Linked DNA regions of Mus musculus: all the other regions are linked to region 2. A link is a loop called in an ENCODE intact Hi-C map of the cell type or tissue named here. Cell type or tissue: heart. All regions are shown on one strand. Links, peaks and the distances in the headings refer to the core of each region. The heading gives the core; the rest is flanking DNA.

The links. Hi-C counts contacts between places; a loop is a spot of excess contacts. Peaks named below come from ENCODE experiments on the same cell type or tissue, not always from the same donor. Only the 100,000 strongest peaks of a DNase experiment are listed, where the experiment ranks them.
Region 1: a loop joins it to region 2, with 7 times the contacts of the local background. A loop is called at or near these places in 14 of 42 quality-filtered maps.
Region 3: it touches region 2 in a loop (2.0-fold over the local background); 2 of 42 quality-filtered maps call a loop at or near these places.

The regions. Positions count from the first base shown.
Region 1 is chr16:77,590,626-77,598,458 of GRCm38, forward strand. No RefSeq gene overlaps it. Among named protein-coding and RNA genes, the nearest start is that of Mir99a, 4.4 kb to the right of the region's middle. In heart, for the core only: a CTCF peak has its summit at 6,200; DNase peaks (open chromatin) are centred at 3,486 and 4,116.
Region 2 is chr16:77,496,087-77,503,919 of GRCm38, forward strand. Mir99ahg (Mir99a and Mirlet7c-1 host gene (non-protein coding)) reads left to right here. Exons shown (of 5, transcript NR_015543.3): 4 at 5,417-5,524. Among named protein-coding and RNA genes, the nearest start is that of 9430053O09Rik, 80 kb to the left of the region's middle. In heart, for the core only: no CTCF peak of the experiment used is centred there; DNase peaks (open chromatin) are centred at 4,005 and 4,435; H3K4me3 peaks cover 2,674 bases; H3K27ac peaks cover 2,947 bases.
Region 3 is chr16:77,440,183-77,448,015 of GRCm38, forward strand. The region is part of intron 2 of Mir99ahg (Mir99a and Mirlet7c-1 host gene (non-protein coding)); the gene reads left to right. Among named protein-coding and RNA genes, the nearest start is that of 9430053O09Rik, 24 kb to the left of the region's middle. In heart, for the core only: a CTCF peak has its summit at 4,077 (motif pointing left); no DNase peak of the experiment used is centred there.

The DNA of each region.
Region 1 (7,833 bases), core at 1,593-6,592, 95 kb after region 2:
TTCTTTCTTTTCCTCAATATGTTATGGTTTCCTTTTGTTTGTCTTGCTTACCACGTCCTCTGTAACCCATGGGTTACTTAAACACATATTGTACTGTTAAAGTACTTGGAAATAGCACTCTAATTTTCTGTCAATTGATGTGTATTTTGAGCGTATTGTAGCAAAAAACAAAAACAAAAACAAAACAAAACAAAAACAACAACAAACAAACAACAAAAAAAAAAACAAATAAAAATCCAAAACCCACCTCACTCTTGAAACACCACTAGTCAGAAGATAGGGACAGGGAGACAGGAATTTGTGAACAACTTAAACTCCACCACAAAATCTTGTTTTAAAATTAATCGATATTTAAACAAATGTATCACTCCTTGTGTTATTTCAGTTGTTAATGTTCTGAGGTTTGTTTTCTAGGCTTATATTTTTATTTCATTTACCTTTTTTCTATATTTCAAAGATGTATTTATTAGAAACTTTAAAACTATTTTAACTCTTTAATTTCTTTTTTATCATTTATCTATCTATTTATTTTAAACTCCAGATTGTATTAGCCTAAAACTAATGCATTCTCCCACGGCATCTTTGTGAGTGTTTATGCATGTGTGAGTGTGTGCGTGTGTGTGTGTGTGTGTGTGTGTGTGTGTGTTTGTATGTGTGTGTGTGTGTGATTACATTTGTTTTCATTTATTTCCCCTCCCTCCAAGCCACCTTAATTAACTCTTCTTTAGACTTGTCTTATACTATTCCAGTGATGTTGGGCAAAGAACATCTGGACTCTTTATTTTATCTTGGCAGCATTTTGGCTTTCAAGCTGATATTTTTAAGTGTGGGTTAGAATTCAGCTACAGTTCCTTCTGTGGTATTTGGCTATAGAAAATGGCAATTTCCTTCCTGGGGAATAGTGGTGTATGGCTTTAAACCCAGACCCTGGGAGGCAGAGGCAAACAGATCTCTGAGTTCCAGGCCAGCTTGGCCTATACAGTGAGTGTCAGGATAGCCAGGGCTACACATAGAAACCCTGTCTTGAAAAAAAAACAAAGTGGAAAGAAAAATTAAAACAGTATTGTCCCAATAATTACTGTCCCTGTGGGCCACTGTTCTTCTGATGCCATGACTGAAAAACAAACAAAAACCAAAGAGTTGAAAACAAACAAACAAACCAGCAAACACCAGTCAAAAGGTGAAGGGAATTATGGGCATGCCAGTCCTCAGTCTGTCACAGTCTCTTTCTATCTGTTTTATACATATTCTTTGGGATATATTGGTGGTATTTAATAGAAGATTTAAATAAAAATATTTATTCCATGCTCTTAAACACAAAAGTTTGCTTCTTTCTTTTTCTTTGTTTCTTTCATTTGGAATTGCGAGGCCACCATACAACTTTTATATCAGTTAATTTATGGAAGTTAAACATAAAATTGTGAAAACCTAATTAATGAGTTTTTACTGAAAGGGAATAGTTCGGATTGAGGAAAGACTTCCATAGGTAATTTATATTTAATATGCATTTCCTTTCTGTTCTTCAATATCTTCCTGCTTGTTTCATAAAGAGTTTCACCTTAATAAATTTCCTCTGGATACCAACTTAGCTACTTTACCACGGGCTTTTCTTATTTAAAAGTATTTACTGAATGACACCTCATAGGAGTCTCTAGCGCTAGTCCCCTATACCCAGTGTAAAACCTATCAAACACTAGTGCTTAATTGCCGCATAACTGAACGGTCACTACAAATTTACACTTCTCATTCTATGTCTGTCACCTATTTTGTGCATCCTGAACATACAGGGCTTTAAATATGCATTGTACAATTCTCCCTACCCAACACTCTTTAGTGCTGTGGTTAAGACTCTAGAAAACGTTGCCCAGGATTTTTCAGTCTAGGAGAAAAACAATCGCAAACTTCAGCACATGTTTAAGGTCAAGTTCTACTGTGTAGAACTTCGTGCAGTTTTCAATTACAGACAGGCCGGATTTTGTGATGTTTCCCATATGGGCATGTGATATTCACCCCTTACTGCTCCTAAAGTGACCTCGTGAATAAGATAATAACCTTTAAATCCATTGATGGGATGTTTCCGAGTTCTGACTTTCACAAATAATGTTTAGGCAAGTCGTGTTTTAACTATCAAATAATATTTAATATATGTGCATTCCTGGAGAGGGACATGGATCCATTACTCAGATAAGGCAATGAACATAATTCTAGACTTACTACAAACATAAGTGACTTTAATATACAATCACTACAAATTTTTCAATCATGTATGAAAATGTAGGTCTTCTGCATTGTCCTCTGAATTTTGACTTATATGTTAACGATGCTTGCTCTGCTACTTGGCTTAACATTCTGCTTAAGGGAATATTTAAAGATTGAATTCACTCCACTCTTGTTAGGAAGTATGGAAATGTTTGTACATGGGAAAAAAATCTCATTGCATGCTAGAATGGAAATTCACCAGGGAGGGGGAAGCTGTTCATTTTATTGCCTAAGAGCTGTTGATATGCTCCCTGAATCTTTCAAAGGCATCTTTCATGCCACACAGGCAACCCGCAGCCAGTCAGAGAACAGAAAGAACACTTCTCACATGTGTCAATCTCCGAAAACTTGCATAGCAGCTGTGCTAGGTAGTGATGGGGATTATCGCAAGACCCAATTGCAGGGGTTTGCCTGCTGGAAGAGACACCCCATCCTCTCAAGGGACCACTTTGTTGGAGATGGTAGCAATAATGCATCTCTGTTGCTAGTGGATATTGTGGCCATGTAGCACAAAATTGGTGCTAGATAAAAATCAGAAAGTAATAAAAATGCAAAAAGGAAAACTGGGAGGTTTGGTTTTGTTTCAAAGTCTTAAAGTGGGAGAATAAAACAAATGTGCTAGGCTTGTTGCGTTTACAAAAAAAAAAAAAAAAGAAAGAAAGACAAGAAAACAGATATGCCTTTAATGACGAAAACTCGCAGGGCAGGGCATTCAGTCTTCCGGTTTGAGAACCATTCGGGTGCGTTGAGAAACAAAGTTGCAAAGTAAGCATGTTCAGACCTTTATTTGCTAATTTTTTGTAGGAAAGATCTCTCTCTCTCTCTCTCTCTCTCTCTCTCTCTCTCTCTCTCTCTCTCTCTCTCTCTCTCACCCTCCCTCCCTCTCCCTCCTTCTCTCCCTCTCCCCCTCCCCTCCCTCTCCCTCTCTCCTATGAGCCAGAGTTTTCTGTGCAAATGAAACAGGCGTTGTAAGAATGAGATTCACTTTGGACCACTCTTCACATTCCAAGTCATGACTGCGTTAAGCAGCACAATCCCATCTCTGGTTGATGGGCAGAAAAAGTGGGCAGCTTGCCAGGTAGACGTTTCCATGACTCCCAGCCCCCAAAGGTGATGCGTTTTTCAGCTAATTCAATGAAGAGTGGGCTGAACTTTGGGTCTAAACGAGACAATAGCTGCCTTCGCAGTATCAGCAGAATGGTTGATGGGAATGCCTCACTCTACATTTGGCAGAGAATCATGTGACCTGACGACTGAGATTTTGTGATGGTGCCAACGGAGACTTGGAAGCAGCAAACGGCCCTGACTTTTTTCTTCTTTTCTAGCAAGGATCAGAAAATGGTGGATCTTAAGACTTGACTTTAGCCAGTCTCAGCAAGCAACTGAGCTTTGAAGCACAACCTCGTCTTTATTCTGGGCTTTTGGCAGGCCACCAGGAGGCTGTCCCTTTCACGCCTGATAAATTCGGCTGCTTATCTCTAAAGAGAGAGAGAAAAGGAAAATAATAACAGAATATTGAGGCATAACAAGTGAATCCTAAATTGTATGTGCTTTTTTTCTTTTGTTTTCTTTTCTTTCTTTCTTTTTTTTACCTTTCCTGACTGCTGTTTTGTTTTGTTTTTTAATTTTTATGTTAATATCTTTTCTTTTTCCTTTTTTTTTTCTTCTTTTGGTTACTGAAGAATTCAAGTAGTTTGGGTTATTTATGTATGTATGTATTTGGTTTATAATGAACAGGCATTTGAACTGGTCGGACAGGACGACAGAGCAGTGAGCATGAGATCATTGCAGCCGAGTAGCAAACTGGCACCCAGCCTTTTCACCCCTTCGGTTCGGGAGACGAACGTGTGCAGTCCTCGTTTCTCAAGTCAGCCTGGAAGGATTCCGGGACTCTCCCACCTTCTACCATTCTGCTGCCAGTCGGTGGCAACGATTGGTGCAGATTCTGCGCAGTGCTTTGTGCCTGGAATATGGAGAAGGAAGAGAATGAAGACAAGCCCTCTGGACCTCCTTCTCTGAGAAATACCGGGAGCCCAGAAGAAACAGAAAAAAAAAAAATCCAAAACAAAAACAAAAAACCAAACCAAACAAAAACCCTGAGCTTCTCAGTATTCGCCAGAGTGCTGAAAAATACTGATAATGATGCGGAATGCCTGCGTGAAAACAAAAACAAACCAAAAATGCAAACCGAGACAAACCCAAAAAAGCAAACTTTGGTTTGTCTAACTCCTGAGACATCGGGCTTCGTTAAGCAGCTTGGAAGGCAACACAAATCTATGACCCTTCTTTCTTTTATTTATTTATTTTTGTTATTATTTCAAAAAACAATGGCCTAAGAGCAGTACATTGCACTTGGTGAACCCGCACTTTCATACCAGGTATAACTTTTTTTTTGTTTCTTTTTACGCTTTCTATTCCATAAATTAGACTCCTTGCAGTTTCAATTTGTTCTTATTAACTCATTACCCACTTTACACTTTTTTCTTTTGCTTTCTTACTCTAATCGTGATTAGCGTAGACACTAAACTGGAATAAGAAAACTCTCTATAGACATAAGCTCCTGCTTTGGTTGTTCACAGAAGTTTTAGGCAGACAGTAGTGTGTGTTATCTCTGATTTTTGTGTCCAGTAATATATTTTGTGGAGAAACGGGCTTGGGAATCAGTAGTAGTAAGGAAAGTAAAACCTTTTCTGTGACTCCTAATTTTAAATGCAAAAGAAGAAATTTCTCGAAGTTCTAAAAAGAGATCTTGCTTCAAAAATGCATCCATATAATGCTAAATAAAATTTCTTTTCATGCCGGTTTCAGTAGAGGAGAGATGGGAATAAACAGAGCGGATTCTCCGTTGCGAAGTAAAAAAAATAGCTTGTTCCTTAATAATTCTACTTCTAAAAATACAAGGAAAAAGAATTTGCCCTAGAGCAGTTGGGAAGCGTTGGAAGTTGCCCTTCACTGTTGTGGTGGGGAAAGTCTGTACAAACTTGCTTTCAAGTTCAGAGTTGCTTTGGCTCGGCAGGTGAATACATTGCATTCTAATTATTTTCTCTATTTGTAGAAGGAAATTGCTGAGCAAGTCAACGTCTTGTAACAAAATGCAGCTTTTCCTATTTTAGTGGTAGAGGGTTAAATGATATGCCCCCTTTAAAAACTTCTTTACTAAACAATGTTTCTAAACATGCAAGAAAATCTCTAAAAAGAAAAAAACGTTTTGAGATATGCAGTGTGTATCAATGAAGATTACAATGTTCATACTAAGAACTGGCATGATAATATTAGCTATGAGAAGAAAACTTTAGCATAATTGTTATGATTTTAAAATTATATTTCATGATATCATAAACATCAAGGATAAACAAAGAGAAATATTATACAGCTGGTTAATTCTGTCTTCTTTTCAGTTATATTATGAAAGGATTAACAGTTACCCAGACCTAATATAAAGATAATATTTGAAGCAATGTTTTATTGACTTTATCGGTTATTATTCACTAATTATTTGCAGAATAGCTCTTCTTCCTCCTTTGTTATTAGAAAGCCAACTTCCAAAGGCTTAATTAATATTGATAAACCTGTTTTCATGTTTCATGATTCTTTAGTTTAAAAAACATTATTTTGAATCTTATTTTAGGAGCCATTAATCTCCACACTCTTAATTATCTTATTAAGCTCCATGCCAAATCCAAAGCTCTTTTCAGCTTTCACCCCTTCATTGTGAAGAACCCAGTCGCTTCCGTAAGAGACACGTCCTTTCACTTTGAGAACTGTTCCCGGGAAAGCAACACCAACCAGAATGAACATGTAGCTGCAAACTGTGAAAGTATTTCTGTGTCATATGAGTATCCTGGGGTGGGGCCCTCAGACCCTGCCAAGCCTTAAGGAATAGACTTTTAAGGCTTTCCCCCATTTTGACATTGTCCTGTCTTCCCGGCCACCTCCTTCCTTTGCTCCCAATCTACACAGATGATCCCTGTAGGTGGCAGTTGTCTGATATTTTTCCTTTTGTGGTTGTTTTAGGGGAACACTTAAAGTGCATATGAGAAGAGAAGAGAATGACCACAGGAGAAAATCATCTCAGGTAAAACGAAAAGGCACAAATGTAGAGAGTAATTAATCTTAGAATATTAAAGAGAAAATGATTATGTCTGTGTTTGGTATAAGAAATGGTCCTTCCCTTTATGAAGCTACGTATTTGGGATTTTCACTGATGGTTTTCCTTCAAGAGTTTACAGTATTACTTGCCTTTGTCAACCTTTTGTTTGGTTTTGTGATCAATGCCCAGTGTCCATCATTCTGAGGACATATGTGTATGTTGATTTATACAATTCAGGTACAAGATGGTTGAATAGGAAGCTATTTAATGAAAAGGAAAATATGTTCTCAGTGGTTATACATTATAAAAGGAAGTAAAAATCTGATAGAAAAGTATAAGCTCATAGTTTATTTTTAATCTTTTCCATATATCTAGTAAGACAATAATGTCAAAGTATATTTTGTAGTAATAAAAGCTACAGCCAGTGTTTCCTCTTTCTTTTTTTTAAACATAAAATGTATAAATATATAAGGAAATACTTTTACTACAATTGGATGCATGATTGTTGATTATTTACTACAGTTTTAATAAGTAGGAGAATGATTTGAAAATAAATAATGGTGAAAATTTGTGTAGGCCAAATTATCTGTATTAAACTGGAGAAAATACATTCTATTTTTATTTATTTCAAAACATGCCAAATCATGAAGTAATTACTATGCAGTATTATTTTTCACAATGAAGATATAATTAAGAAAAGCTAAATCATTTTAGATATGAGTGCAATGATTAACGATTGTACAACTTATAATTTTGCTTCAGATGAGCTTAGAATCCTAAAAATGTACATGTAACTGGCTTCATGTGTGCTTACTGGCTTGCTTTCTTACAGTGTAGTAGCTGACAGAATTAAGAATCATTTATTTCATTTCAACCTGTTGAACAGAGGAATTATATGTAGCTGTGTATTTTGTTGAAAGGATATAGTTCTTGGGAAATAGATTTAAATGTGTTTTGTTGAAAGGGAATGTATGCTCCTTGGTGTGATATAAGCGACTACAAATATTCCAGAATAGCAGGAATAACACCGATCATGTCATTGATTTTAGGGTTTTTTGATACCATATCTTTTCCTCACTGCTGTAAAAGTTTAATTTCATCCCCACTGTAGGCACATGTCTGTACATCTAGAATTTGTGGGTTTTGTGTTCTTTACCTAGTCAACAAGACCTCATTTGTTTATAAAAAGCTATAATGTGACTAAATCTCAAAAATCATTAACTGAGTTTTATGTGAATAAATACAGTCACTCTAGTGCATATACAGTTTAATAACTTCCTTTTTAGTTGTAGACTTATCATACTATATCTGTGCCTCACAACAGTATAATTCATATGTACATATATTAGGTTCTCAATTAGGACATTTTAACAACAACGTTAAAATATTCACAGTTTAAAACAAAAGCAATCTTTAAAAAAGAAAAAATCAAGAAGAAAAGAGAGAAGTAAGAAAAGAAGAAAGGGAGGGAGAAAGAAAGAAAG
Region 2 (7,833 bases), core at 1,222-6,221:
ACACCTTTATAAAGGTGCTTGGTTCTTTCTTCTACTTCCATTATTTAGTCTTTGGAAAGAAACCAGCTGTGAAAGAGTGGGAAGCAGTGCTGTATTCCCCAGAATGGAAGGTATACATATGGAATGTTGAATTATTTGTGAAAGACATTTACTTACTCTCTAAGTGTTTGCATAATCATTTCCTGACATAAAAATAGGTGGCTGGTGAAAATTTTGTGTGTGTGTGTCTGTATGTCTATGTGTGTGTGTGTGTGTGTGTGTGTGTGTGTATGTGTAGATATATGTGGATCTTTATCTATATCATATATATATGATATAGATAAATTAATATATCAGTATTATTTTACCTGTGTTCAATTTCTTCCAGCTTTCATGTCTGAACTACCTTAAGTGTCATCTATATCCTTTGAAATTGACTGCCAACACATTGTTCTGTTCTATTTCTAGTGCTTTTTATATTTTTTATATTTTTTGTTGCAATAAGATGTTTGAGCCCCATCCTGTAGATGCCTGTCAAGTCCTTCAACTAATCTCCATTTTCCTAAGATTCCTTTAACTAGAGAGATGTGTTAGAAACAAAGATCTGGGTCCAGCGATGCTCATTATGACCATGATATGTTTGTCTCAAGACCTGCTAAACAAAAGCACAAAACCATGTATTTAGCCGGCCCTTAAAACACATATCAGTGTTTTACGGTTCTCTATGTTCCTTTTAAATTGAAATATTTCACTTTTAAAATAGAAAATTACTTTTTTGGAATTTGAAATTTCTAGAGTTCGTGGCTGATAAACTGAAAGGCTTTTGTGTGTTAACCATGTATTCAGAAAGGGTACTTTCGCCTTGGTATCTTATATAAAGACAATCAATTTATGAATAAATATGATTTTATATCCCTTTGAAATATTTATGTGTTAGCTACTTTTCTTGTCTTATTGCACTAGCTATATTTACATGGGATGCCAGCTATGTCTCCACCCTTGATTTGACCTTAGCAATAGATTTTTACAGATATTCATTATCAGTTAGACAGAAGATTCTTCTGTTCCTTGTTTTTTCAATTTTAATCATGAGTGAAAATTGAGTTTGTCAATTGCTTTGTCTTTATAAATATTCCATACGATTTTTCTTCTTTAGTGTGTTGATGGGGTGGTTTGTAACAACTCATGTTCAAAGGCTGACTAGCTTTTTAAACACTGAAATTAGTGTTTGTTATTTTGTATACACAGGTTATCAATTGGTGAGTTTGACTTGCAAAGGTTTATTGAGGACTTTTATTCTATCTTCTGAACATATACTGGTCTACCTATTTATGTCGTCCTATGAGTTTGCTCAGTTTTTGCATTAAGGTATTTCTTGCTGCATCCAGTGAGTTATCACGTGCCTTCTGCTTTTAATTTTTTCTTGTGTAAAATGCTTATGATGATGTCTTTCTGCCTTTGAAACCTTTAATTAGGGCTTATAACTTTATTGAAGAATATAAATAATTACACTTAATTCTGCATACTTTCTTACAGGCATTATCTATCATTCCTATGAGCTATTAGAAAATTAAAAATTTTTTTAAAGTATGAAATATATGACAGGATATATTACTTTCAAGAATTTTTCATTTTTATTTATTTTATTTTTTATTTTTTATTTATTTTTTAATTAGGTATTTTCTTCATTTACATTTCAAATGCTATCCCGAAAGTCCCCCAGACCCTCCCTCCCACTCCCCTACCCACCCACTCCCACTTCTTGGCCCTGGCTTTTCCCCGTACTGACTCATATAAACTTTGCAAGACCAAGGAGCCTCTCTTCCCAATGATGACCGACTAGGCCATCTTCTGATACATATGCAGCTAGAGACACGAGCTCCGGGGGTACTGGTTAGTTCATATTGTTGTTTTAAATTTTTAGATCTAGAAAATAAAATGTTCATGCTGAAAGTATGTAGCTTTTACAAAGTCATCCAGATTATTAAGCATAAGTATTTCCTGGTCAATATTCTCTGTGTTTATAAATATGTCTGCATCTGTATGCATTTCCATCTACTACCTTAGGCAAAAAGAATAAAACTCTACTTTGAGAACTGTATATTATTCCTTAGCCAGTAAATAATTTTCTGGAAACCAATTAATAAATTTCATATAATACGATCTTTAAAATTATCAAACATATTTTAAACTTTATTTCAATAATCATTGTAAATTTAAATCCATCAAATTATTCATCATACGCCAAGATTATATAACTCAGAAATTTTGGGAATAGTAGAGAACATATGAACAAAGAAATAATGAGGAAGATATCAATTATAGTTTTTCATAAACAGCGATGGATTTGGACATTAGGAACTCAGTTGGGCTGCATGGTCACCATGGCGTATATTCCTAGTAACTGGCTCTTTCAGTGTGAGTGTACTCCAAAGATCTGGTAGTTCATTGACACTCAGGATCTTTTCCACATCTTATATGAAGAAATAACATTGCTTACTAAGTAAAATGTACATAATTTTGTGCTGAGATCACTCAGTCAATAGAGTGTTTGCCACATATAATCAGGAAGACATAAGCTCATATGCCAGCATCCACATGTAAAGCTAGGCATGGTTTAATCCTAGCTCTGGGAAGGCAAAGTCAAGATGGTACCCGAGATTTGCTAGCTATCTCATAGACTAGAATCTGTGACCTTCGTAAATCAGTGAGACCTTGTTTTAAAAATAAGGTGGAGCATGACTTAGGAAACACTCAAAGTCCACTATTAATCTCCAAATACATAAACACACAGGTGCACATACAAATGAACACGAACATGTGTGTACATAGCACCCATGTAACAAATAAAGTGAATGTCTGGCTAGATTCAGCTAGTAGAAAAAGCACTCAGAACTGCAAAGATGAAACAACGCACAGAAAAGCAATCCCAGGCACACTTACAGTGCGTTTCAGAACTATGTCATTGGTGCTCACCACATTCAGATTAAAATTCGTTCCCTTAAATATTAGTTATTTCTTCATGATTTAACAATGAAAGCTAAAGTCAACACAAAGGATGCTGGCTTTCTTCCTCAGGGTTTCACAGTCTACCAGGAGTAAAAATACTTAGTTGTAGTATATATATATATATATATATATATATATATATATATATATATATATAGTAGCTCATCTCATAGCTTCTCTCTCTCAACACAAAGAAGGATTTACTGACTAATGTTCCCCACATGGCCAGAGGTGCCCATCTATTTTTTGTGCAGTTAATCTTAATTATCAAATCCAGTCCTCCTAATTTTGATAATTGTAATATTGGCCTTCCTCTGGCTTTCTTCTCATTGAATTTTTGCTCTATGCTACCAATGGACACGTTTTAGTCTTCGACGGTCATTGATGAGATTTCAAGCCTTGAAGTAGTTAAGTAATTGGAAATTTAAGGAAAGTGAATTGGGTTGCTTTGTGCTTTGGGTTGCATGTGCCTTTGCATGTAGAGTGCTTTACTTCATGGTTGCTTCTGAAGGAACTTTCTAAAAGTGGAGGAGACGACCGAGGAGACATTATTGAGTCTTGGTATAACCCCAGTTTTCCATCTTGGATGGTGGAAGGTGTTGAACAGGAACAGGCAGAAACCAGCCTCGCTCCTAAAGTTTCAGTAAAGCACGCTGCTATTGCTACACTTCACTGCTAATTTCAACATGTTAGAAAACTTTCAAAGCAAAACAGTTCGGAAGCCTCACTTTCAAATCCCAACTCTCTCCCTGGGTGTAAAATTAACACTCTTATTTTTCAGAGATTATAAAAAGAAAAACCACTTTCTGGTGACCGGATCAAAAGCCGAGAAGCAAACAATCTCTGTTAACCATGAGGTGCAGGGTTAAATTTTTCTTTCCACTGATAAATCCCACCCCGGAACAGATTTCAGCAAGGCAGCTCGCAAAGCTCACGGGTGAACCACACAGGCCATGTGGGTGCCGAACTCAGAGCCGGAAAGCAAACAGCTGCTGTAGCCTGATTTGAGTTAAAATAGTGTGAGTGTTTAGTCTGGCGCACGGCTTCGGGGGAGATTGGCAGCTGGGTCAAACAAAGTCCTTCCGTTGGCTCCCTTCCCGGGCTGCTCTGCTAGTATTTAGTGGGTCCTAGTGCTGTGTAGGGCCCTTTTCTCAGGCAAAATTCTAACATCTGACCGCACCCTCCTCTCTTTGCTATTTAAAAAAAGAAAGAAAGAAAGAAAGAAAGAAAGAAAGAAAGAAAGAAAGAAAGAAAGAAAGAAAGAAAGAAAGAAAGAAAGAAAGAAAGAAAGAAAGAGGGGAAAGAAAGGGAGGGATAAAGAGGAAAAAATAGCTGTGCTCCTGCTTCTTTCGTTCTAAGATAAATTCTCCCGGAGACAACCTCTCCCACTAATTGTGTGTTAGCCATGAATTTTATCTCAAGAGCTGACGCACTGCGCTCTCAACTGGTGTTGAAAAGCAGCCTGTTACAGTGTGGGATTCATAAAAGGGCCTCTATGGTGTGTGAGAAAGAATATCTGTGTGCCTAGGCAGGAAACTTTTTGATCTACAGAAAAGCCAGAAGACATCTAGGTAAGACTTCGGGATCAGACCTGCTTTGGTGGGTGGGGGTGGGGGTGGGGGGGTGTCCAAGTTTGTCAGTGAAATTGGCCCATACAAGAGATGCAAGTTTACAGGGTGTGTGTGCTTCCTTCTGTGGAAGTTGAAATGTACCGAAGATTGCTTACTTATTTTTGTTCGCTTATTGAAAACTTGAATCAGGAGTCTGTAGTCGGTCTTTCGACGTTTTCGTTTTCTGTGATTGAACTGATCGCAATAGATATTGTTTGATCCCCAGAGAAATCTTTGCAAAGTGACACAGAAAGAAAAACATTCCGGGCGAAGAAAATAGACAAGTTTTAAAGAGGAATTGTTTGAACCTTAGAGGGCAGGAGATGGTGCATTCGGCAAACGTGGGTCTGAGTACTGAAAAAAGAAAAGAAAAAGTTTAATGATGTTTTGGAAGGAATATTAAGTAAGTTGTCTTTGTCTCTTACTTTTTAATTTTAGTGGCTCATTTAGCCTGTTGGGTCACATTTTTTTGAGAGTACTGAAGGCTGCCATGAATCCCTAATGAGGCCCCTTTGCACATGATTTTGGCCAATTGCCAAAATCAACTTCCCAGCGGCAAGCTTTCTCTCAAAGAACCTGGAGCAATTTTTTATATATACATATATTAGAAATCATGTTTGAAAGCCGCCACAACCAGTTGTATAGGCATGTCAAAAGTGACTTTATACAGTAAATATGAAATAAACCTTCAGGTTTGTTTTTTTTTTCTTGCTTTCTCATATTGTCATTGTGGAATCTTTGCCTGTTGCTGCCTAAATTGTGATAGAATAAGAATAATCTGAAATAAGAAGATTTAAGGACATTTTTTTCCTCTTCAGCATACCAGAATAGGAGTCCTGTCTTAACTGAGCAATATACACTATGGAGAGATCCTTCAAAACCCGTCGGGACGAATAACAGATGAATTCATAAAACTGTTCATCTCTGTAAGTAACATCCTGTTAACAGAAGTTTTGTATATAGAATTAAGTTTAATATTGACTTAAGTGAGGTCTTTGTGTATATTAGAATACCTTAGTGTTTGGGGATTTTTTGTTTGTTTTGTTGTTATTGTTAATATTTATTACATAATTTTAAAAGATTATGTGGTACCTTGATGCCTTTAACAAATCTTTTCATAGAAATGTTTGGTTTGTAAACATGTCTGAATGATGAAATAACTGTATTTAAGTGCTTCCCCATAAGATAAAGGCTGAGTTTTCATAAAAGAAGGCAAGAAGGTCAAGGAGCAGATTTTAAATCTGATGTTCCCACACCTGAATTCTGTCATGGGAGCTATTATATAATTTTATATGATAAGGTTTTTTTTTGAGCTACATTTACAAGTTGCAATAAGATAGCCTACTTATTAGATGGTAACAATTTTAGATTTTATGAGCGATTTTAACCAGTAACTTAAGACATTAGACACCTTTAGTGTGCAAAGCAGTTCTGAAGTTCAGGCAGTGGATGAAAGTGTCTCTAGTGTCTTAAAGCAATCTTTGTATCTCCACCACCACACATGATTTTTGCCCCCTGTGATACAGTAATCTACTTAATGCACGAGTTTGATCTTAGTTACATTTGTATTTTCCGTTTGCCATGCCAATGAGAATCAGATGAATTACCAGTTAGTAGAAATGAGAATTAGAACTACCTTAATTGGTATGCTTATCACATACTTATAACTCTGCCAGCTTCCTCTTGATATGCTGTAGCACATTGTTCACTTGGGTGTAGAACAAACTCAAATTAGAATTTTAAAAAATATATTATGATTACCTTTGGGTTAATTTATACGTGTGTGCATATATGGAGTCGATTTTGTTTGTAATTTTACATCGTGATTAATGGCATTGTTTACAAATTACTGCTTTTCGAAATAAGGATTGAAGTGTATGAATAGATCATATCAGTCAACACTAAAATTCATGGAAGTTAGAAGTTTCTAGAAATTTATTCTCATAAGTTCTTTTCATCCTTGAGTTTATAGCTGAGATACTATTTGATGTACCACTTTCCTTTAATAGTAAAAAATTAATGCCGTCAAATATGTCAAGTTTTTGCTAAAACACATCCTTAAATTTGCTACCATTAACCAAATGCAGAAAAATAACATTATGCTACTTGGTTGGCTCTAAAAAACCTTTTGTTTTGTTTTGTTTTGTTTTGTTTTCCTAATTTTAACTCTCATTCTATTTTTATTATCATAATTTTACTAAGCATCTGAAATTGGTAGACCATTTGCTAAGAAATGTTTTGACTGACAGTTGTAAGAAATTTTGTTGTTACTGTTAAATAGATTCCATGGCAACACTAATACATTCAAAGATGGAACTTTTGGGGCACACAGATAAATACATTCGTGTTTTAAATTCCGAATGGATAATCAAACACTTGACTATTAGCAAATACTTTCGACTTTCAGAAGAAATCAATAAGCATAGGGAGCCATTTGAATTATATACCTCACTGCAGCAGTTAAACATTTATTTTCGTTTGCTGTGCAAATGAGCTGTTAGATGAGTACGTCTATTGTGTAGGCTTTCAGATACAGTCATCAACTATCATTGTTAACATTTTAAAAATAGTTTTTACAATCCCTTTGAAAAGGAAAGTATTTCTGTCTATTTTGCATTTATTTTATTTGGGACTAATAGCTTGTAAATGTTTCATTACTTGTTCAATTTTTTTTTTATTTTTGGACTCTCTGGGTCCAACTCCATTTTCACAATCTTGAAACTTCAGAGAAATAAAATCCACTCATAACTGTTCATCTAAAGGACTGCTCTTTACCCTTGTTAGTAGAAAAGTATTTTTGTGCTTGTTTGTTTGGTTAAATCATACAACAGGCACATAAAATATTTCCCCCAATTAAAACAGGCATCAAATAATTAAGTGGCAACTTTTATTCTTTACTGGAATATACACCTGGACTTTTTAAATCTGCACTTTTTTAGTGAGAAACATTAACAATAGGGCGTTTTAGGTGAACATTTCATCATTACCATGAAGTACGTTGGTCTAAATGGTCTACGTTCCAGTAATGAGATAAGCGCTTTGCTACAGTAGATTGAATGGCATTATTGAGTTTTGGCACTACCTCAGTGACCTCAGTCATAAAAGATTAGTTACAGGCAAGAGGATTTGGGACTGGAGGAGGGAGAGGAGATAAGAAATGCATGTCAAGACATCTGCTTTCCTTGCCCTGGAGAAAGTATGTGCTGGGATAAAAGCACATTAGTCTTATGAAAAA
Region 3 (7,833 bases), core at 1,593-6,592, 56 kb before region 2:
TTTGAGATTGTGTGTGTGTGTGTACATGTGCATGTGCAGGTATGCTTCCATGTGTATGTGTGTATGCATGTGTGTGCGCCGATGTATGCAAAACTGTGTCATCAAACTGGAATAATGGTGAGTTTGTGGAAGTCATAGGACCTCTTGTAGGATTTGATGTTCTCCCCCGTCTTGTCTTGTGGGTTCGGTGGATCAAATGCAGGCTGTCAGGCTTGGTGGTAAGCGCATTTACCTTTTGAGTCATATTTTTTTCTGGTCCAGAACTATTGAGTGTTAGTTAAAATAGAAGCCATTCAAGGCATTTAGTCGAAGTAAATGAAATGGCTTACATTTTAAAGGTTTTCCTATGTTAGATAAAAAGTGCCTGAAGGAGGTTGAGAAGTTATGGTAGTTCCTCAGAGAACAGATGTGTTTATAGTAGATGCTTATAAGCAGAAAGAATTACAGGGAGCGATTTTAATTTAACTTTTTTTTTATTGGATATTTTCTTTATTTACATTTCAAATGTTATCCCCTTTCCAGGTTTCTCTTCCTCCCAGAAACATCCTATCACATCCTCCCTCCACACACCTACTACCACCTCCATTCCCTTACACTGGGGCATCTAGGACCAAGGACTTCTCCTCCCATTGATGCATGACAAGGTCATCCTCTGCTACAGATGCAGCTGGAGTCTTGTGTACTTTTTTGTTGATGGCTTAGTCCCTGGGAGCTCTGGGGAGTCTTGTTGGTTGATATTGTTCTTCCTATGGGCTTGCAAACCCCTTCAACCCCTTCACTTCTTTCTCTAACTCCTCTAGTGGGGACCCCATGCTCAGTCCAATGGTTGGCTGTGAACATCCGTCTCTGTATTTCTAAGGCTCTGGCAGGGCCTCTCAGGAGACAGCCATGTCAGGTTCCTTTCAGCATGCACTTCTTGGCATCCACAATAGTGTCTGCGTTTGGTAATCATATATGGGATTAAATTCTCAGGTGGGACAGTCTCTGAGTGACCTTTCCTTCAGTCTCTGCTCCACACTTTATCTCCATATTTGCCTCTGTGAGTATTTTGTTCTCCTTCTAAGAAGGACAAAATACTCTCAGGAGTTAATTTAACTTTTAAAATAATAGTTTTCTTCTTTGAAAGTTTCACACACTTACATAACGCCTATTGCTCGTCTCTAATTGCCACTCTCTCTTCCACTTCCTATAGCACACCCAGCTGTCTGCTTTCAAACTTTACATTCTCCTTTTTGTTGTTACTATTAATAGTCCGGTGAGTTTACTTACTGATGGCCATATAATGAACGCTCATGGGAGTATGAGCAATCCACCCACTGCCGTATCCCTAAAGAATAATGACTCTTCCTTCTTGGTACCCATCAACAAGACCCTTTCCTCGTCTTTGATAGAATTGTGCTCTTGAGCAGGTAATTGAAGTTGTTGTGTTGCTGTGAGTTACTATGTGGGACAGTCATTTACCACAGCCCTGAGTAAAATATGGATTCTTTATTACCGTGCTGGTGTTTGGCAAGCTCACTGTAAATGCTGAGTTCTAGTCTCTTCTTCTTCTTCAGCATTGTTACTATTGTTTTCATGATCAAAGTTGTAATGGAAGCCTCAGGGAAAATATCAGCACTTTGGATGCAGAAAAGTGTTTGGAAATTAGTCCTTTGTGAGCTCTGCAGGCACACACAACTGCTTCTTTGGTTTTATTGAAACTCACATACTTTAAACAACTTTCATGAAGTACAGAGTTCAGGAGTTTTTCCTTGTTATTATCTTTTATTGCGGGTGTGATATTTTTGTTGGTTTTTCTCTTGCTTGCTTGCTTTTGTTTTGGTCTGGAAATGTGATGTATATTGTTCATTTCTAACTCGAGTGTCAAGTAATGATTTATGTTCTTAAATACATTATTTTGTGAACAAAGGGATAAAGCCAAACAGACAAGCTGTTCTTGAATTTTTTTCTTTTAGGTCTGGCACCTGAATGTTAGTAGTTTAGAAAATTTCATATGTTTTGTTTCTACACTATGTGTTAAGTTAAAAGAAAAAATATGAGACCATTCAAAATTATTATCATTGTCCTGAAAAATGTAATGATTCTTCATACTTACCTTTTAATAAGTATCTCCAGTTTAATCATAAATGAGTATGTAGGTCTGTGTCCAAGCCCACGATAGAAGAGAACTGAAATTATGGCTAGTCTCCAAGGAGAAGTGGCCATCCACTGACTGGTTTGATACTGAACTCATTATGGATTTTAGCTGCAAACACAATGGGAAAGTTGAGTTTGAGAAGTACCAACACTTTCAGACTGCATGTGTCAATATTGATGCACACCTATCCAGAAACACATCTTTCATGGACTAATTCTAGAAATAAATAAATTCTCATGAATATTTATGTGACAAACAGAGTGAAGTCCTCAGACACAGAAATGTAAATTCAGGCCTATCCCTCAATGGCCCAGAACTTACATGCCTTCAGATTTTTGTCAATCTGAAAACTACTTCATTTAGCCATTCATGCTCTTCCTCAGTATGTAAACACACCTAAGATGTCTAGCATACCATATGTAAGCACCTAGATACTGTCAGATTGTGTAACATTACAATACCCACTCGCCAGACTGTCAAGGTTGAATCTCTAGACCTTGCCTTTTTGTAATATAGGTTTTTTTTATTTATTTACTGCATAGCTCTAAATACAAACCAAACACATCATCCTTGAGAGCTAAATAAATAAAACAATAGTTTTTGGAAATGTAGAAATCATTGTCTTGGATAAGCCAAGGCAACCTCGGTTGGACTTCGTGCAAACCTTTTCAAGTTGGATTGGATTCAGTTTCCCAGTTCTCGCTATGGGGCTGTTGCTTTAGCATCCATCCCACTTCCCAACCATCTGTTTCTTCTGGGAATCAGTCTAGAGCAGGGCGCAGGGCAGCTTACAGCATGGTGAAGGTGTCAGGTACTTATGAGTAATTCCAGGTACCCACCATAAAAGGGAAGCACAAGGACAGAGTGTAAGCGTCTAGAAATGTGTATAAACCTCACTTGACTTTGTGATTTTGTACATATTGACTCGAATAATACACTATGGGTGTCTTCATATCTAATATCTATATATCTATATATCTATATATCTATATCTATATCTATCTGTCTATCTATATATATGTATATCTATATATTTGCTCTTTATATCTCGTTAGATATAAAAGTATCAGTAAATGACCACTCTGACAGAGTTAGGGGCGCCTCATGGTCAGAGGAGCATTGAGTTTGCACTTTCCAGTGTCGTATGGGTCATTACAGGGCAGATCTGATCAACATTAACATGTGTTTCTCAATTCCTGGAGCATCAAGAATGACAATGAGGTTGCATAATTATATCTGCAAAGGAACTTACAGTTTGATTAAGAAGCTTCTCTTCCCTTTCCTTGAGAAAATTGCTAAATATTCACGTGGAAACCCTCAGAATAGCAAGCAGACATATTTGAATGCTAACGAGGATATCAATAGAATTGAATTTGTAGGTGCTAGAATCCTACATCCTTTTATTCGAACTCGTGTGTTCCCTCCTACTGTTTAGCTTGATGGAGCATTTTCTTATGGTGCTCATAGAGAATTTATGAGGGAGATACCTAGTAAAAGACGAATTTGTCTATCCAGTATGATTTTCCATGAAAATTCTGAACACTTGCACTTAGAAATTGTGTATGTATACTCTCATAAAAAAGTGAAAGGTCTTAAATCCACAGTAATGAATTTCTTTCAATATTTATGCTGAGAGCCTACTTCTAATAAACAGCCATCTATTTTCAAGCTCTTACCAGAGAAAATAGCCTGTTCTCATAGTTAGGAGTAGGACATGCAAACAAGACTTTTTAACCTTGAAAGCCTCGCAAAGTGTGATTTGAACACGATGGCAATAAAAGAGTTTTAGTTAATTTATCTCTAAGGCATTGTTCCTTCTTTTAGAACCAGAGGTTCCTAAGACCTCACCCACACAAACTCATTGTTTCCCTGTGCTGGGGACAAGCAGGAACATGCTTTGTATTATTAAATTGTTGTTACTGCCCTCTAGTGGCAACAACTAATCCTTGTTCTTATTCCACCTCTGTCTGAGCCATGGAAATTCAGGACATAAAGAGCAAGCCAGAGCTTGTGTATCGCAGGGAGTTATATAGCAAACACAACCTCATATCGTCTAATTCAGGAGCCTGTTCAATGAATAATCTAAGTCCGTGTATGGAGACAAAGGGGTGGAGGTTTCATCCATGTATCTGATTGACACATCTTGTGAAGACGCACCAAATTCAAATATTACTTTTCAAAGGACACAGTTCTCTCTTCACATGCTTGAATGCAGGTGGTTTACCGTATGCTCAAAAAACTGACTCTCAAAGATTTAAGATAGTGTAGACCAGATGTGCTCAAAAGTTACAATGTATACTTTATGTTGGGGATCTATCCAGATTCGGGGCTGTAAGAGCTAGAATTCCTAACTCACTGATGGTGATGATCTCTGGCCGTTCACGGTCAGCAATAGTTTGACTAGCTAGAACCTTGGGTAGTTTATCAGAGAAATCTCAGAAATGAAGACCTCTCGCAGACTACTTTTTTTATTGTGCAATTAACTCATACTATGAGGAAGTACTCCTTTTAATTGGTAATATATATATGTTTACTCCCTACCTTGTATGCAACCTCAGGAGGAAACTAAGCAAACTGAAGCTTAGACATCATATCTTGTGTATACACGCGTAGAATCATTAGTACACTTGCACAGTCAGAGAAGTGTTCATGGTTCCTATAAGAAGTAAATGACCTGAAATAAAACATATTTATACGTTAAAAGAAAGTAATTACAGTTTTGCATTACATATAGGACATAGTGAGCACTAAATGTCAGCATTGCCAATAAGTATCGCAGAGTAAATTTATAGGCGCATATAAGCATGTGCTCTGGATTCCTTCAGTACAGAGACAATTTTGACATTTCCATAAAAGAAACTTAATATATGAACCCATGAAAGGTGTTACCTTGAGGTTTGACCGAAGGATAAAATAAATAGGAAGTCAGAGACTGATTCTGTAATAAAATTCAGTTGAGTGTGGGAAACATGAAGAATGATATTAAAGAAAAGCTGGGATTATTTACTTTTCTCTTTTACTACGGCCTTGAACCAAGAGCAGATGGGAAGGAAAATGTGTAGAGTTTAACATCCAATTCACATCATGCCACAGCACATATAAACCATATGAACATGAAAGGGCAAAGACCCTGGGTAAACTTAATAAGGTTTTGAGCATTCTGTGGAGGAAATGGACCATAAAATATCTATTGTTTCGCAAACAAATCATATTGCACATGCTTGCATTCTGTGATCATTGTGCCATCAATAACTTTATGTAGCTTGAAAGCTGTGTGGCGTCCATAGTTTGTGATGCATTATTAAAGTGAGAGATATATTCATACGTCTAAAGTTTTAACTAAAAGGAAAAGGTTGATGATGTAGTTGGAGGAAAAGGCATGCATTAACCTGAAAACATTCCTTTCATACAGTTGGTCTCTACGTTTGTATGAGTTGATACGTCTTCAATTTTGAAACTAAGGTTTAATGCTTTCTCTGGAGTGCACTAAATTTCAATTGATGGTGTATCGCTATTGAACTTTCAGAGTAACAAGTAACATATTTAGAAAGATTTCAAAATAAAGAGCTGCTGTAACGAACCAAAGTTGGCATTGATCACTAAATATGTGCACTGTCAATAAAATGTTTTAATTCTCTTTCTGAAAATTCTTTCTTCTTATGGTGTTTTATAAATGAAAGTAATTTCTATCACTCTGCAGTTTTGGTAACCAGACTTGCATGTTAGACGAAGAGCAACAGGAAGATTTGAAGCCAGTGCTGTCTATCAAGCACAGGCTGCACAATGAAGTCTATGAATACGATTATTAGACTTTATTTAATGGATGATGGAATTCAGACTGATGCAGTAATAAAAGGATGAAGGAATTGCTGAATTCTGTACCTAAAAAATGCATTTCTAGTGTCTCGTAGCAACAAAAGCCTGACATTCGGGGCATAGACACAAAAGGGAAGTGAGAACCATATACTTGCACATTTACATTCATAGCAGCATTATTTACAATAATTCCCTAGAAAGAAAAAATCCCAAATGATCACTGAGGAAAAAAGGTGGTATATATATATACTTGAATATTATTCAGCCTTAAATAAGAGTGAATGTCCTGTTAACATTCTTCATATGAAGGATCCTTGCTCGCATAATGCTATTAAAAAAAAGCCAGAAACAGGAAGAGAAATATTGTAATAGTATCACCGTCTGGGGTCAATAGAATAGGCAAATGGATAAAGAAAAATACCAATGCTTATGGTTACTGAGGTAGAAGGAAGGGACAGATGAGACCTGTGGTTTTAATAATGCAGCTTTTCAGTGGAGATGGTGTAGAAATCCTAGACCTGGGTGTGGTAATCAACAAACAGCAATGTAAATGGAACTGTTCCACTGAAATATGTATTTAAGGCAACTACGAAGATCTATTCTATAATGTTTTATATATATCATTTATAAGATCCCAGTGCTCCTCCTTATGGACCTGTTTATCGTGGGGATCTCTAAAGAACTTGAGACACCTGTTAATCTCCCCCAATGCATAGAAACGCACAAATCTAGAGCCAGTGACGATCTGGCTGATTGTGTTACTGTTCGCACATTGAAGATAAAACCTGAAAGTTGCCATCCACTGCAAGAAATTCAAGAAAACAATCCACTTTTTACTGTAGTCAAAATAAGCTTGAGAACTAAACGCTGAGATGTAAAAATAGGTTAAACACTGTATAAATTTTAGATGAACCCCTTGCTTCCTTTGCCTCCCCCTCCTACTGTCATAGAAATGTTATTAATAGCATCGCCGACTCTGAAGGAAATTGACGTATCAAAGCAGGGTATCTGCATGAATGAAATTCTCAAACGATAAATTAACAGGAACAATATGCCAGTGAATCAAAGACAAAAAACAAAAACAAATCTACAAGCAAACCCCAAATCGCCTACTTCCCAACATAGTCCCTTCGGCTAAACAATTCTATATCCAGTACTGTTTCACCTCCTACTAAGCATTGGAAAAGGTCTTTGAAAAATATATTTTTGAATTTTCTCAACGAAAATAGAAATTGCAAAATGTCAATTTAAGTACAGAATATGCCTGGGGAAACCTGGGAGGGCTGATAAATGACACAAAGCAAGCCAAAGTGTTCCTTTGTGCTTGGCTGAACAAGGCAGCCAGTAGCAAGCAAGTGTTGAAATTTTTGCATATTCTTTGTAATGGCACTTTTAGTACATGAGGAGACAATGGGATAGTGCTTAGTCCACAGTTTACAAGTTTGTTTGGATGAAATTTTTGGACATAAATCTTTGCATCAATTAAAAGTCACACTTCCTTTAAGCCATCTCAGTCTAAACAATAATAAGGTAGAAATATTATAAAATTAATATGCATTAGACAGCATGGGTTTATCCTACTTTAGGAGAGATTTTAATGGAAAAAATGTTCTTTTGGAGCAAAGGATGAATTTTAACTTCTTACAATAACATCATTGAAGGTTCAGATGGTGGTACATGCCTATGATACCAGCATTTGGTATTAGAACCTGGAGGACCAGAAATCGGAAGACATTCTCAGCTTCTTAGATGATTGGTGTCAGCAGGAGCAACTGAGCCCCTGACTCAAAACAGGAACAACAAAAAATTTAAAGCATTGGCTAGCCACTACTGTGCATGGTTGTCTTATAATGCTTAATGCATTGTGTGGCTTTTTTTAA